Linked DNA regions of Mus musculus: region 2 is linked to region 1. A link is a loop called in an ENCODE intact Hi-C map of the cell type or tissue named here. Cell type or tissue: heart. All regions are shown on one strand. Each heading gives the region's core, and the rest is flanking DNA. Links, peaks and the distances in the headings are about the cores only.

Region 1 (6,454 bases), core at 2,047-4,546:
CCTGCCTCCAAGTTCCTACCCTGTGTGAGTTCCCGTCCTGACTCCTTTTGGTGATGACCAGCAATGTGGAAGTGTAAACTGGATAAACCCTTTCCTCCCCAACTTGCTCCTTGGTCATGATGATTCGTGCAGGAATAGAAACCCTGACTAAGACAGTTCTCTTTGTAGCCGTGGTTGTCCTTGAACTCAGAGATCCAACTGAATCTGCCTCCCAAGTGCCAGGATTAAAGAAGTGGGTCACCACTGCCCTGCTGTAGTTCTCAGCATCGCAGAGAATGCTTTCTTTCTCCAAAGCAGCTCTGCCTTCATCTCAATTTTGTTGTTGTTAATTTATGCTTGTGAATTTCTTCAGGAATTTCCTCTGTGGTTTAGGTTGACCCTGGACTGGCCATTTGGCTCAGGTTGGCTGGAATTTGAAATCCTTGTGCTTATTTCTGTCTCCTGAGTCCTGACATGACAAGACTGTGCCATAAAGCCCTGTCCCAACCTCCTAATTTCTCGCTGAGCTAACCAAACATGAGCATGTTTTTTCATGGCTCATTTCTGATTAATATATCTGGCTTTTTTGTTTTTAAAGAGTTTTTCTATTTAATGTATGAGTATCTGCATGTATACCTGCATGTCAGAAGAGGGCCCTAGATTTCACCATAAATGTTTGTGAGCCACTGTTGGTTGCTGGGAATTGAACTCAAGACCTCAGGGCAGCCAGTGCTCTTAACTGCTAAACCATGTCTCCAGCTCCATATCTCTGGCTTTTGAAAATAACTTTTAAGGTTTTATTTTACCTGGATGTGGTGGCACAATTCTTCATCCCTGTAGAGGCAGCAGATCTCTTGTGAGTTGGAGTGGAGCCTGCTCTACATAGTAAGCTTCAGGCCGGGCAGGGTTGCATATGGACAGATTTTTTTCAAAACCAGTCCAAGCAACGAACAATGATTTCCTTTTGTTTCATGTGCATGAGTATTTTACCTGCATTTGTGTATTTGTACCGCGAGTGTGTCTGATGCCTTAGGAAGTCAGAAGAATTAGGATCCATGAAACGGGAACACTGTGGAGATGTTCTGAGTGGGGACTTAGTAATCAGAGCAAAACCAAAAGCCAGTTGTAGACAAGGTTGTCCTGGACTCCAAAGGTTTTAGACACTTATGCACAGGTGCGTCATGGTGGTACACACTTACAGTTTCTGCATTTGGGAAGGCAGGCAGGAGATCCTGAAGTTCAAGGTTACCCTCAGCTACATGGCCTTTTAAAGGTTAGCCTGGAGCACTTGACAGCTCTTAACAGCTGAGCAATCTCTCCAGACTCTCAGACAACCCTTCTTTAAGACAGGTTCTTGGTGTGGCCCAGGATGGTCTCAAACTCTACAGGCTCCTGCCTCAGCTGTCTGAATGTTGAGATGTCAGCATATGTGAACAGACTTGCTTAACTTATTGAGTGACTAAAGCAGGATCTATTTAAGGGGACAGAACAATGTGAGCTGAGAACTTTCAACTGGAACATGAATGCAAAAATGGTGTTTTGTTTTGTTACAGAGACAAGAGTTCTCCAACCCTTAGGATAATCACCATGCTGCTATAAGGTAACTACTCTCTCTAAAGTTCTAGAGCAGACAGCTCCCAAAGTGTCTTTCGTCATCAAGAAACCTTCAAACTCATTGAAAGAATGCATCTTGACAGTTGGTGGTGCACGCCTTTAATCCCAACACTCTGGAGGTAGAGGCAGGTGGATCTCTGAGTTCCAGGTCAGCCTGGTCTACAGAGTGAGTTCCAGGACAGCCAGGGCTACACAGAGAAACCCTGTCTCAAACAAAGGAAAGGGAGGGAGGGAGGGAGGGAGGGAGGAAGGAAGGAAGGAAAGAAGGAAGGAAGGAAGGAAGGAAGGAAGGACCTTAATGCCATTTGCTTATTTCAAAACACTACATTTTTCTTTGCACAACAAGCAGAGGAGCTAAGGTGTGCTTGGAGGAGAAAGTCTGGTGATTGACAGGTCTTCCTTAAGTCTGCTCCAGTTAATAACCCTATCAATGATCTTTGTTTGCCGTATGTTGTGTAGTCAGTAGAGTACTAGGTTGAATAGATTTGAACAGGAGTCATGGACACTGTTCACAAGTCACTTACAATGTGATTATGGAACAAGGCATATAGGACACTACTGGCCACATGTAACTAACAACAACATTGTGATCACCCTTAGAAAATAGGACAGTATAAACCTCAAGCAGTCAGCCCCCATTTGTGGACACTGCGTTTGTAAACTGCCTACTCCCTAAAACCTACCTAAAATGTCCAAATCAATCCTCACAGTGTTTTGGTTTTTCTCCAACAAGGAGAAAGGCAAATTTTAGTTGCCTAGTGTGCTTGTCCCTGAGGTTAAACAAGGCACTCTGCCCTCTTGAGTTTTCAGACCGTAAAAAACTAACCTTTCTACCGACTACTTAGTGTCCCTTTCCCACAGTTTTACTGATTTTTCTATTAAAAGTGCCCCCCAAGTATACTGCTGCAAGATTCTGAGGTGACAAAAGTTAATGATGTAATATAGAGAAAATATGTGTACTAAATTATCTTCAATTAGGTATGTATCAGAAGACTGTTGGACAGAGTTTAACGTTAATGAAGTGACAATATAAATTAAATAAGGAACATGCATAAAACAAGACTTCATATTGGTTGATGAAAATGTGGTCCGAAGCCAAGTATGGCAGTACGTTGCTGGTGACCACAGTGCTCAGACAGGCATGTGAGATAAGTTTGACGAATGCCTGGACTGCACAAGACTTTTGTCTAAGGACACTCACGAGTGTGCGTGTGCAATCAGAGACTAGCTTTCCTCAGAGTTTGCTAATTCAGCATTCCTGACATGTTTACACAATATAACAACTGCAGATAAAGAGAAGGATATACACGAAGGATAAAGTATCTCTCAAAATTAACACAAGGAAAAGAACAAAACTTCCCAAGAAATTACTACCCACAGCTACACAGCTCTACCAAAGAAACTAAGCAAGCAGCGACCCTGGTTTCCAGTGCCCTCTGCCTCGCTATTCTCGCTGTCCCTTCTCCATTTATGTTTTCCAAGAAAGCTACGCTCGATCTGACAGACTCGGATCATCAACGCACTAATTAATGTACAAGTGGGTTCTCTGAGATTTGCACAAAATCAATTATAAAGTTCTACGGGAACCCACAGAATAGTATTTCCTCAACGTGGAAATCTACCTTTTGGATCTACGCAACCACGTAAATACACTTTAGGTCTCACGCAGCTCCTGCTCCTTCCTATGTCTTAAGAAAGCCGTCAAGCGCTAGCCTTCCGCCCTACCAGGAAATGGCTGTCCGCGCACGCTCTGCGCATGCCCGGAGTCGCACTGCTTAAAGGAACTGCCCCAGAAGGCAAGATGGTGACCGGGCCTGCGGCGAGACGCTCCTCCCAGCATGCCTAGCGGCCGGCCGGGAGCCGAGTGATGGGGATCCGGTAGGACCCGGCGAGCGGCCGAAGCTGAGGTGCAGCCGCGGGCCCGGGCGTTGGGCGCTCACAGAGAGCCAAGATGGAGACGTGGCGCTGTGTGAGGAGGGGCTACGGCCGCTGTGTGGCGGGGCGAGGCCGGTCAGTGGCGAGCGGCCGGCGGGATGGACAGAGGGAGGGACCTGGAGGGGCGGGCGGGGAGGGGAGGGGCGGGGCGGCGGGGCGCGGGAGGAAGGCGGAGGAAGAGGGTCCGCGGCGGGGACGCGCCAGGCGGCGCCCGGGGAGAGGTAACGCGCGGGCGGGCAGCAGCGGTGGCCGCGGCCTCCGGGATCCTGCGGGCCTCGCGCGGCCTCCACGCTCGCCGCCGCCGCCCGCGCGCAGGGCCCCGCCCGGAGGGAGGCTGCGCGCCCCGGGGTGGCTGGGCAGCGTCGGTCACGCGGAGGCCAACTTTCACCGCCACTCAAGTTCTTGCTCCGTCCTGGGTATTTTTCTTTCAATCCACTCTTTGAGAGCCTGGCGTGATGGCTCACGCCTGCACTTTCCACACCCCGGAGGCCGAGGCGGGAGGATAACCATGAATTTGAGGCTGGCCTGGATTAGGCAGCGAGCGTGACACTCCGCCTCCAAAAGTAAAAAAATAACTCACTTGAAATTTTAAAGCGCCACAGTACATGCAGCCTCTAATAATGTCACCCCAAGTAGTATCCACCGAATCTTAAATTGGATGTACGGATTATGTTTTTCTCCTATAAACTTTGAGGACTTAGTTATTAAGATTCCAGTGGTTTGTATAACCTTTGAAACTATATCGTACCACGCGTGGGAAATAGCACACTGTCGTTACATAAGCCGTTGGGATCTGCCCACTCCATTCCTGGTTCCTGTGCTATGGCATTTTCTGAGTACCAGCTGTGTGCTTGGCCCTTGGGTGGAGACTGGGCTTTCAGAGAATACTGAGGTTCGAACCCTCAAAAGCTCACTATCTTACAAGAAAAAGATGTGGTATAAATAACTGCCAATCCAAAGAATAAGCGTCACTGTGCAGGTTGCAGTATAGAAACATTTCAAGACAGAAAGTAAACCGTTATAGCACTGGGGAGGTGGAGGCAGGAGAATTAGAGACACCACCAGCCTGTGCTGATGGTCTTGGACTTGGTTTTTGTCTTGGTTTTTTGTTTGTTTGTTTTTTAGAGAAGGAGGGTTTTTCTTTGTATCTCTGGCTGTCCTGGGATTCATTGTGTAGACCAGGCTGGCCTTCAACTCAGATCTGCCTACCTCTGCCTCCTGAGTGCTGGGATCAAACTCATGGGCCACCTCAAAATTTTTAAATTTAAAAACAAAACAAGACAAGATCCAAGTGCTGAAATCCCTTTGAATGACTTTCGGGGTCAATTGCAAGATATAGTGCCCATGTTGTGACCTTAAAGATTTACAGTAGGGTTGATTTAGAGAATAGTTTGAGAGTACTTAAGTTTAAAGTACACAATATAGGTTATCTTTTCTAATGAAAAATAGCATAATAAAGAAATTCAGCATAACAAAATCTTAATACAACTTAAGCAAACCTTAGTGATAGTAGATGTTGAGACACAAACCCCAGAAGTATAGTCCTCAGAACCCTAACACTTTGCCAGATAATGCAGTAGGAGGCAGTGCTTTGTGAGAACTTGAGAGTAGCATGTCTGTTAAATACAAGTGTGGGGACCTGGAGCCATGGCTCAGGTAGCTAAGGGCTTGCTGTACAAAGCCAAGGACCTGGGTTGGAATCCCCAGCACCCATGGAAAGGTAAGGAAGGTGTCCTCATGCCGGGGAGGCAGGGACAGGGCATCCCAGAGCTGACCTGCTAGTCTAGACAATTCTGCCGAAGACCAGCCCCTGCGTGCGGTTCTTCTTGGTTCTTCTTGAGGCAGTGGAGGGGGAAGAGCGTCGGCAGAGGGTAAGACTTGGTATATTTAAGGTTGCTGTATAATAAAAAGTTTACTTATCTAAGTCCACTGTAACCGACCTGCCTTCTGTGATCCTCTGAGGTCAGAAACTGCAGTCTCTGGCACTTAGCACCTCATCCTAAAACAGCAGGAGATAAAGTAAACAATTAATTGCTAGGGCCTTTTCCCTATGATCCAGATGCCTCTTGTTGTGGGGCTACGGGGAAAGTTTGGAGCAATGAACTTCTGTTGAACCAGAAGAGAAATAACACTCACAGAAAGAACAACTTTTATATAAACAGACATATATAATTTCACATAAGTTCATACACAGATTCATGTATGCTCATTTATACAATTTCCATTCAAACCCAGTTGGGCTCAGCTTACATGCATTCTCACAATTACATACTTACACATCCATACTTAAATATGATTTTGAAGCAAAAGACCAAGCACTGGTGCAGAAAGAACTCACTCATTCTAAATGAAAAGTGAGTACCAATCTTTATCGCATAGAGAAAGAAAAGGCGTCTACCCTTTTAATGTTAAATGAATTACATATTTGTAAGGAAAAAGCTTTGTTCCTTTTAATAAGACTAAGCCTGCCTTGTCCTTACCATGGGAACCTGTTCTGTTCCACAGTAAGGAGAAGCCTGCCTGCTCCTTCTGATTTCTGCAGCGTCTTCTTTTTACTCTTTCCCTCTGCATTCTACTCATTGCTCTCTTAGTGTTTTATGTTACCTATAGTTTCTAAGTTATTCCACTCTGCATTCTCCTTCCAAGCTTGTTCTCTCCTCCTGCTCCGAAGCCACAACAATGCTCTTACTCTCAATGCCTTTTCTCCCAGTGCTGTGCCCATACTTCTAAGTTCTTCTTGAGTTCAGTTCTGTCTGAAAGGTGTTGTCTTAAAACTCCTCAGCTCAGTTCTTCTCAGTTCAGTTCTCACTCTTCTCTTTGTCCTCAGCACTTAAACATCTCTCAGAATACATGACCACATGTTACAAAGTTCATCCAAGTTCACACAAAGCAATCAAATCATAAATTGAAATAGAAGTTTTCAACA
Region 2 (6,454 bases), core at 3,955-6,454, 130 kb after region 1:
CAAGGCTGAGGGGGAAGTAACGGAAGTCCTTAGAGAAATACAGAAGACTTACGGACAATTCACACTGGCCCAGGAGCTGCAGGTGTAGGAGCCCCAGTGGAGAAGCTGTCTGGCAACAGCTGAGGAAGTTATCAGACAAGGCCTCTTACCCACAAGAGGGAGCAATAGCTCGAGTACAGAGTGTGAGTCAGAAAGGGGCTGGAAGTTAAGGATGAAGATTGGATGCAGAGACTTGCACCTCCCAGAGTGTGTTCTAGTTATGAGAGAATAAACAAAACTTGTGGGGAGGCCATTCAAACATCTGATGAAAGAACTAGAGTTTTCTGCCAAGTCAGGTGATAAACAGAAACTGACACTATAATCTGAGTCACATTACTTATTTAATGCATACCAATGCATTCATATGTTTTAAAAACTTGTCTTTATTATTTTAAATTGTGTGTATGCAGGTGCCCTCAGAGGCCAGAGGCACTGGGTCTCCTGGAGGTGGACTTGCAGGTGGAGGGTGGTGGGAATCGAACTTGAGTCCCCTGCAAAAGTCGTATGAATTCTTAACCACTGAGCCATCTCCCTGGCCTCTGGACTTTTAATGTTTTAACTGGGGATTTAACCTAGGATATGGTAGGCAAGCACTCTTCCACCGAGCCCATCTCTCTCTCTGTGATTCTTAGCTAAAGCAATCTCACTTTGAGACAAGGTCTCCCACTGGGACCTGCGGCTTATAGGGTGACTGGCCAGTGAGCTCTGAGGACCCTCCTGTCACCACCTCCACAGCTCTGAGATTAGTAGTGTGCGCCAACACCCATGGTTATCTTACATGTGGTCTACGACCACACTCAGGGCCTCACACTTGCGCAGCAAGCACTCTGTCGACAGAGCACCTCCCCAGCCCTCCCATCACTTTGGGGGTAGGGGGTGGTGGATAAAGCAGTATGACATGGTTAAAATATATGGAGGGAGCAAAACCAAAATTCCACCATATCATTCCTTGTCATACAAGCTCAGCCTGATCGAAGGCCCCGTTTCTTTGTTTCCGGTCATTAACTAAGAATACAAACCAGAAGCTGGGTTTTAGTGGCACAGGCTGCCATTCTAACAACTGCGGAAGTGGAAATGGGAGGATCATGAGTTCAAGCCCTGCCTGAGCATGAGTTGAAGGCCAGCTTGGACGATTCAGTGAGTGGCAGAATGTTCGCCTGGCATGGCTGAGGGCCTAGGCCCAGCCCCCAGCCCTCCCATCTCCACAGCCCAGGACGAGAACTTAGAAAGCACTGTGGAGTGATGACAGAGCCAGTTGCACTGGTTAGGCCTCTTATTCTATAGGATGTTTACCTTTAATGTCACGCTTCTTGGTTTTTCTGGTGAAAGCTCTTGAACTGGGTGAACTCCCAGACATGGCAGGACGAATCCATTATACCTACAAATGTAGAAAGTTAAGAAAACAACCTTAGGTCCGGAGACCACAGTGTCCCTAAAGAACAGGAAGGAAACGCCCTGCCTTTAGGGCTGACATGATTTTCTTCCTCCTCCTCCCTCCTTTTTTAAAATTTCTTTTGAGACAAAAGTCTTACTATGTAGCCCTATTTGGCTTGGAATGAAGTTTGTAGACCAGACTGGTCTCAAACTCACAGGGATCCTCCTGCCTCTCTCTGTCTCCAGAGAGTCCAATTAAAGGTGTGTGCTATCATGCCTGCTTCTCCTCATTCTTCTAACAGAGAATTCTTTGATAATGTGTGAATTGGACAGGACTGTCTTTCTTTATAAGTCTTTGAAACCTTCATTAGAGCAGCTTTAGGGTCCCTGCTTTGGTCTCAGCACTAAGAAGGCTAAGGGGGGAGAGATGCTTGAGGTCAAGAGGTCAAGACCTCATTTAATTAATGAGGTTAATTAAAAGTAGCATCAAAGCTGGGCGTGGTGGCACACGCCTTTAATCCCAGCACTCGGGAGGCAAAGGCAGGCAGATTTCTGAGTTCGAGGCCAGCCAAAGTGAGTTCCAGGACAGCCAGGGCTACACAGAGAAACCCTGTCTCAGGGAAAAAACAAACAAACAAACAAACAAAGTAGCATCAAAGCTGGAGAGGTGGCTCAGCTGACAAAGCTCATGAAGGGCTGAAGTTCTGCTCCCCAGCTGGTAGCCATGGTGGCTCCCTCTAATCTCAGGTTCGGAGAGGCGGAGAGGCAGAGGCAGGGGATCCCTAGAACAATCCAGGATAACTTGACTAGCCAAAATCAGTGGTTTTGTGAGTCCTCTTGGTTTAGTGAGCAACCTCAATAAATAAAGAAGAGAGCCATCAAAGAAGATACCTAATGTCAACCTTGGATGTTCACATGCCCACATATGCAAGCACATCTGCATCAGATGTGAATATATACCACACATACACACCACACCACACCACACCACACCACACCACACCACACACATATACACATACACACAGAAGAAGAAGGAGAAGAAGGAGGAGGAGGAAGAATAGGAAAAAGAAGAGGAGAAGGAGAAGGAGAAGGAGAAGGAGAAGAAGAAGAAGAAGAAGAAGAAGAAGAAGAAGAAGAAGAAGAACCACCACCACCACCACCACCACCACCACCACCACCACCACCACCACCACTAGCACCACCTTTCTGAAAGCTGCATAATTCTTTCAAATTCTCCTGCATGTTCAGCAACTGCCACAAGGGCCATGACATTAGCCTAAACAAAACAAAACAAAACGAAATAAAACAGGAGAACAGAATACCAAACAATATGCACATTTAATATAAATTAAGGGAAATATTAAATTTTTCTATATATTTTATTATTTTTTAACCCAGTTCCAGTAGTATAATCAAAATGATTACCACTGAACTCTTATTATTTAAGGTCATATGTTTACTGCGTATTAATGTCACCTCATTAACCTATAAAGACCAAAGGTAAGCATTTCTTTAATTCATTGGACAGAAACTGCATTTTGGGAGGAACCACCATCCTTAGGCTCATGTGATCCCAAAGCCCACAAGCCAGTTAAGCTGCCACAATGGCAGTGTACACGTAATTCCAGAAATACTTCCAAGATTCTGTAATTTTTACTTTTAAATTTTATTCTCTATGTGTGTGCCTGCAGTATGTGTGTGTGTGTGCACTGTGTACACACCGCATGCAGTGAGTGGAAATCAGAGGACACCTTTCTGGAGTTGGAGTCAGTTCTGTGCTTCCACTGCAGTCCCAGGAATTGAGCTTGCAATATCAGACTTGCAAGTGCTTTTCTCCACTGAGACATCTCTACAGCCCTTGATAACTTTTTCTAACAAACCAAAATGTTTCCAAAGACTGTAATACACCCTTGATCTCCAAAATAATATGACTTTAAAACTCAAAAGACTGACTGCCCCATTCTCCAGTGCTGCTAAGCATGGTGGCTGTAGGGACACATTTTTAAATCAGACCAGCATGTCTCTATCATTTCATTAGCATGTGCCTTTGTCCTGCTACTAACCTGCAGACATTAGATTCCTCATCTATCAAATGGAGAATATATGACTATAAAAGAGTAACTTCCTCAGAAGGTGAGACTTTAAATGATCTAAAGTTCAGTGGGGGGTTAGCTCTGTGGCTGGCACAGAGTGAGAGCTTAAATATACTGCTGACCACGGAAACAGCAGAGTCTGCCTACTTGGTCCCTAAAAACAGTATGTTGAATGAAACAGGAAGGGCACAAAAGGGGGGGGGATATGGATTCTAGCTTACCTTCCTGGCTTTCTCCAACACATCATCCAGATCCTACAACAAACAGAAGCAACCACGTTTGTTTTACACGAGTAATTAACTGCTCTTGGTCCATATACAGGCAGCAGAGGCACCATTAAGGACAACATTGTTAGCAAGGAACAGAGTGGCAGAAAATGAAGTCACCCTCCTCCTTACTCTCACAGTCCATGATGCACACTATATCAAAACAGAGATCTCTGTTGCCAAACACACAGAGCTTTCCTGTCCTCTCTCACTCTGTCCCTCAGAGGCTTCTGGACATTTCCCTCATGATTTGCTTTCACAGCCTAGTGGTAGGTAACTCTTCAGTCTCCTTGACTGATTCTCTGTCCTTTTTGTGACTTCAAGCTCTTCTGTTCTCTTTCCACTTGCCTTAAGGGATTCTGCCTTTTTCCTTTGTTTGTTTAACATCCTCGACCACACTATGTAAGATCTCTATCACTAAGCTATATCCTCCCCTTCTCGTGGTTTTTGATACCATGCTGAATCTCCAACTTACAGAGTTTTTACTCTCTCCAAGACCCACGACTCACATTTGAAATGATTATGTATTCTAATCTTTCCACTTGGATGAGATCAGACTTAACCAATATCCCCCCACTAGGATTTCCAGCTGCCCACCTGCCCACTCTGATCCCAAACCTTTTCTCGTCTCAGCAAAGGCCATCACCATCTTCCTTACAGGAAGCACAAACTGAAATCTAAGTCATGCTCGATTTCTTCCTCCCCTTGCTGTTCTTATCCAAGGCATGCATGTACTGTTGGTGTTATTCCTAAAATTTGTTGAGTACATGGTATTCTCATGATATTCTCACTGTACTGGCTTCTACCAGCTCTTGTCTGTAAACTGAGACGTTTCCTAAATGCTCTCACTTTCTCTCCTCCACCTTTTTGCCACTCAGCAGCAAATTTGTCTTCAGAATATTCGCTCTCTATATATATTTAAAATGGGTTTGTTTTTAAACTTTTAAGGGTTAAGACTGTGCATCTAATGCAATCCAAATGTCTTACTGACCTTGACCTACCCTTCCCAGCTCCTGGAAATTTCTCCTTTATTAAGTGTTTCCAGCTGCTGGTTAACTAAAACAGATCAAATTCTATAATGTATGGGAGGTCTACAACCTGCCGGTGTTCATCACTACCATACACTCACACCCTAAGCGTCACCTCCTAAGAAAAAGGCACCTACTTCTCCTTCCTCTTCACTTTCCCCAATGTAGCCGGTAAAACCTATTTCCATCCCTACACATTCACTCCATCAAGTGTTATTATTTTTGTTTGTCCCTCTGCCGGGCCAGAACTAGAACCTCTGCTAAGGGCTTGGATGGATCAGCACACCTCAAGAGTGGTAGGAGAAAGGGGTGTTGAGACGACAAACTAAAGCTTCATAGAAATAGTTAACCGCCGTGTAAGATGAGGAATGTCAGTTCCAGGACGCTGGTTCGAAAGGGTCGCCATAGACTAGGTACGGTCTGAGGATTTGGGGGAGAAAAACTTGCGGGAAAGGAGACACGGCCCTCCCGACTCCCGCAAGCCCCAAGTCCCCCTCACATACGTTGTCAAAGTCCGAGGCGGAGAGATGGCAGTGACAGTCCACTAACCCCAAACCCATAGCTACTCCTGCAGGCTTCTCGACTGCAAGCCAGGCGGCGGAACTCTGGGGCCGCGGAACCCGAGGCGGAACCTTGCGGCGGCGGCGGATCGGGTTTCCAGTCGGACGCGTGCAGGAGCGTTCCAGGGAGGGAAGCATCCTTCCGGTCTCAGCGATTCCCGCCTTAGTTTAAACCGGGAAGATGGCGGCTGTCTCTGAAACAGTGCTCGTCTCCGCCCCGCAGGACCACGATGCCCAGGCCGCCTCAGACCCTCAGGCCACGGCAGCAGACTCTCCCCTAGAGGACTTCCGAGTGCGCTGCACCTTGAAGAGGGCGGTGATGGAAGTGATGGAGATGTGCGGTCGCTTCGTGCAGGAGCTCGGGGCCGTGCTGCCGGAGGACGTCCGCGAGCTCGCGCTGCGGGACGCACAGTGGGTACGGACCCCTCTTTCCCGGTCCTCACCCAGCGCATCCTGGCTCTGGCTCGGGGCCCATGTCAGGCCTTCGCAGATGGAACGATGCCCAAGACTGGCTTGGGAAATGCCAGGGAAGGCAACTAGATGCTAGTGCCGCCTGGGTGCTGCTTCCTGTCAGGAACATACAGGGCGAACACGTATGTAATCTTAAGAAGCAGGCGGTATTAAGTGTACCCATATTCTTGAACATGTACAGCGCTATACGTATAAACAAGGCATCACATTTTGCTTTCATAGCAAGCTTTCAAATCTTGTGTTTTACAAAACATTTCTTTTGGTAGTTAAGTGCGCAGTAAAGACAAAGTCGCTCTCCTGTGGGCCAGCGCAACTTTGCTGGTTGGTATGAGGAATTCTCCAGGAAATGATAATCCTTGAAGTCAGTCATCTGGCTAGGTTTTTGGTCATTGTTATTGTTTTTGTTTGTTTTTATAACATCGTGTGGATTCGGGGAGAAAACATTTTCTTTTTAAGTTGAAAATAGATGAAGAAGCTGTCTTGGTGTTAAATTTTACCAAGTTCTAGTTGAGCTGGTCATGACAGTGTATGCCAAGTACTCGGAAGGCAGGGGCATGCAAATCTCTGTGAGTTCGAGACTAGTCTGGTCCACGCCGTGAGTTCCAGACAAGCCAGGGCTA

The links. A loop is a pair of places that touch in the nucleus more often than their neighbours do. Peaks named below come from ENCODE experiments on the same cell type or tissue, not always from the same donor. Only the 100,000 strongest peaks of a DNase experiment are listed, where the experiment ranks them.
Region 2: it touches region 1 in a loop (2.6-fold over the local background); 1 of 42 quality-filtered maps calls a loop at or near these places.

Annotation. Positions count from the first base shown.
Region 1 is chr1:190,925,156-190,931,609 of GRCm38, forward strand. It overlaps Angel2 (angel homolog 2), which reads left to right and starts at 3,350. Exons shown (of 9, transcript NM_021421.4): 1 at 3,350-3,603. The coding sequence starts at 3,545. In heart, for the core only: no CTCF peak of the experiment used is centred there; a DNase peak (open chromatin) is centred at 3,406; H3K4me3 peaks cover 2,288 bases; H3K27ac peaks cover 1,907 bases.
Region 2 is chr1:191,057,495-191,063,948 of GRCm38, forward strand. Tatdn3 (TatD DNase domain containing 3) reads right to left here and starts at 5,416. Exons shown (of 10, transcript NM_001357166.1): 1 at 5,307-5,416; 2 at 3,731-3,763; 3 at 2,619-2,692; 4 at 1,333-1,417. The coding sequence starts at 5,363. Nsl1 (NSL1, MIS12 kinetochore complex component) reads left to right here and starts at 5,527. Exons shown (of 6, transcript NM_198654.3): 1 at 5,527-5,778. The coding sequence starts at 5,545. In heart, for the core only: a CTCF peak has its summit at 5,415; a DNase peak (open chromatin) is centred at 5,497; H3K4me3 peaks cover 2,119 bases; H3K27ac peaks cover 1,451 bases.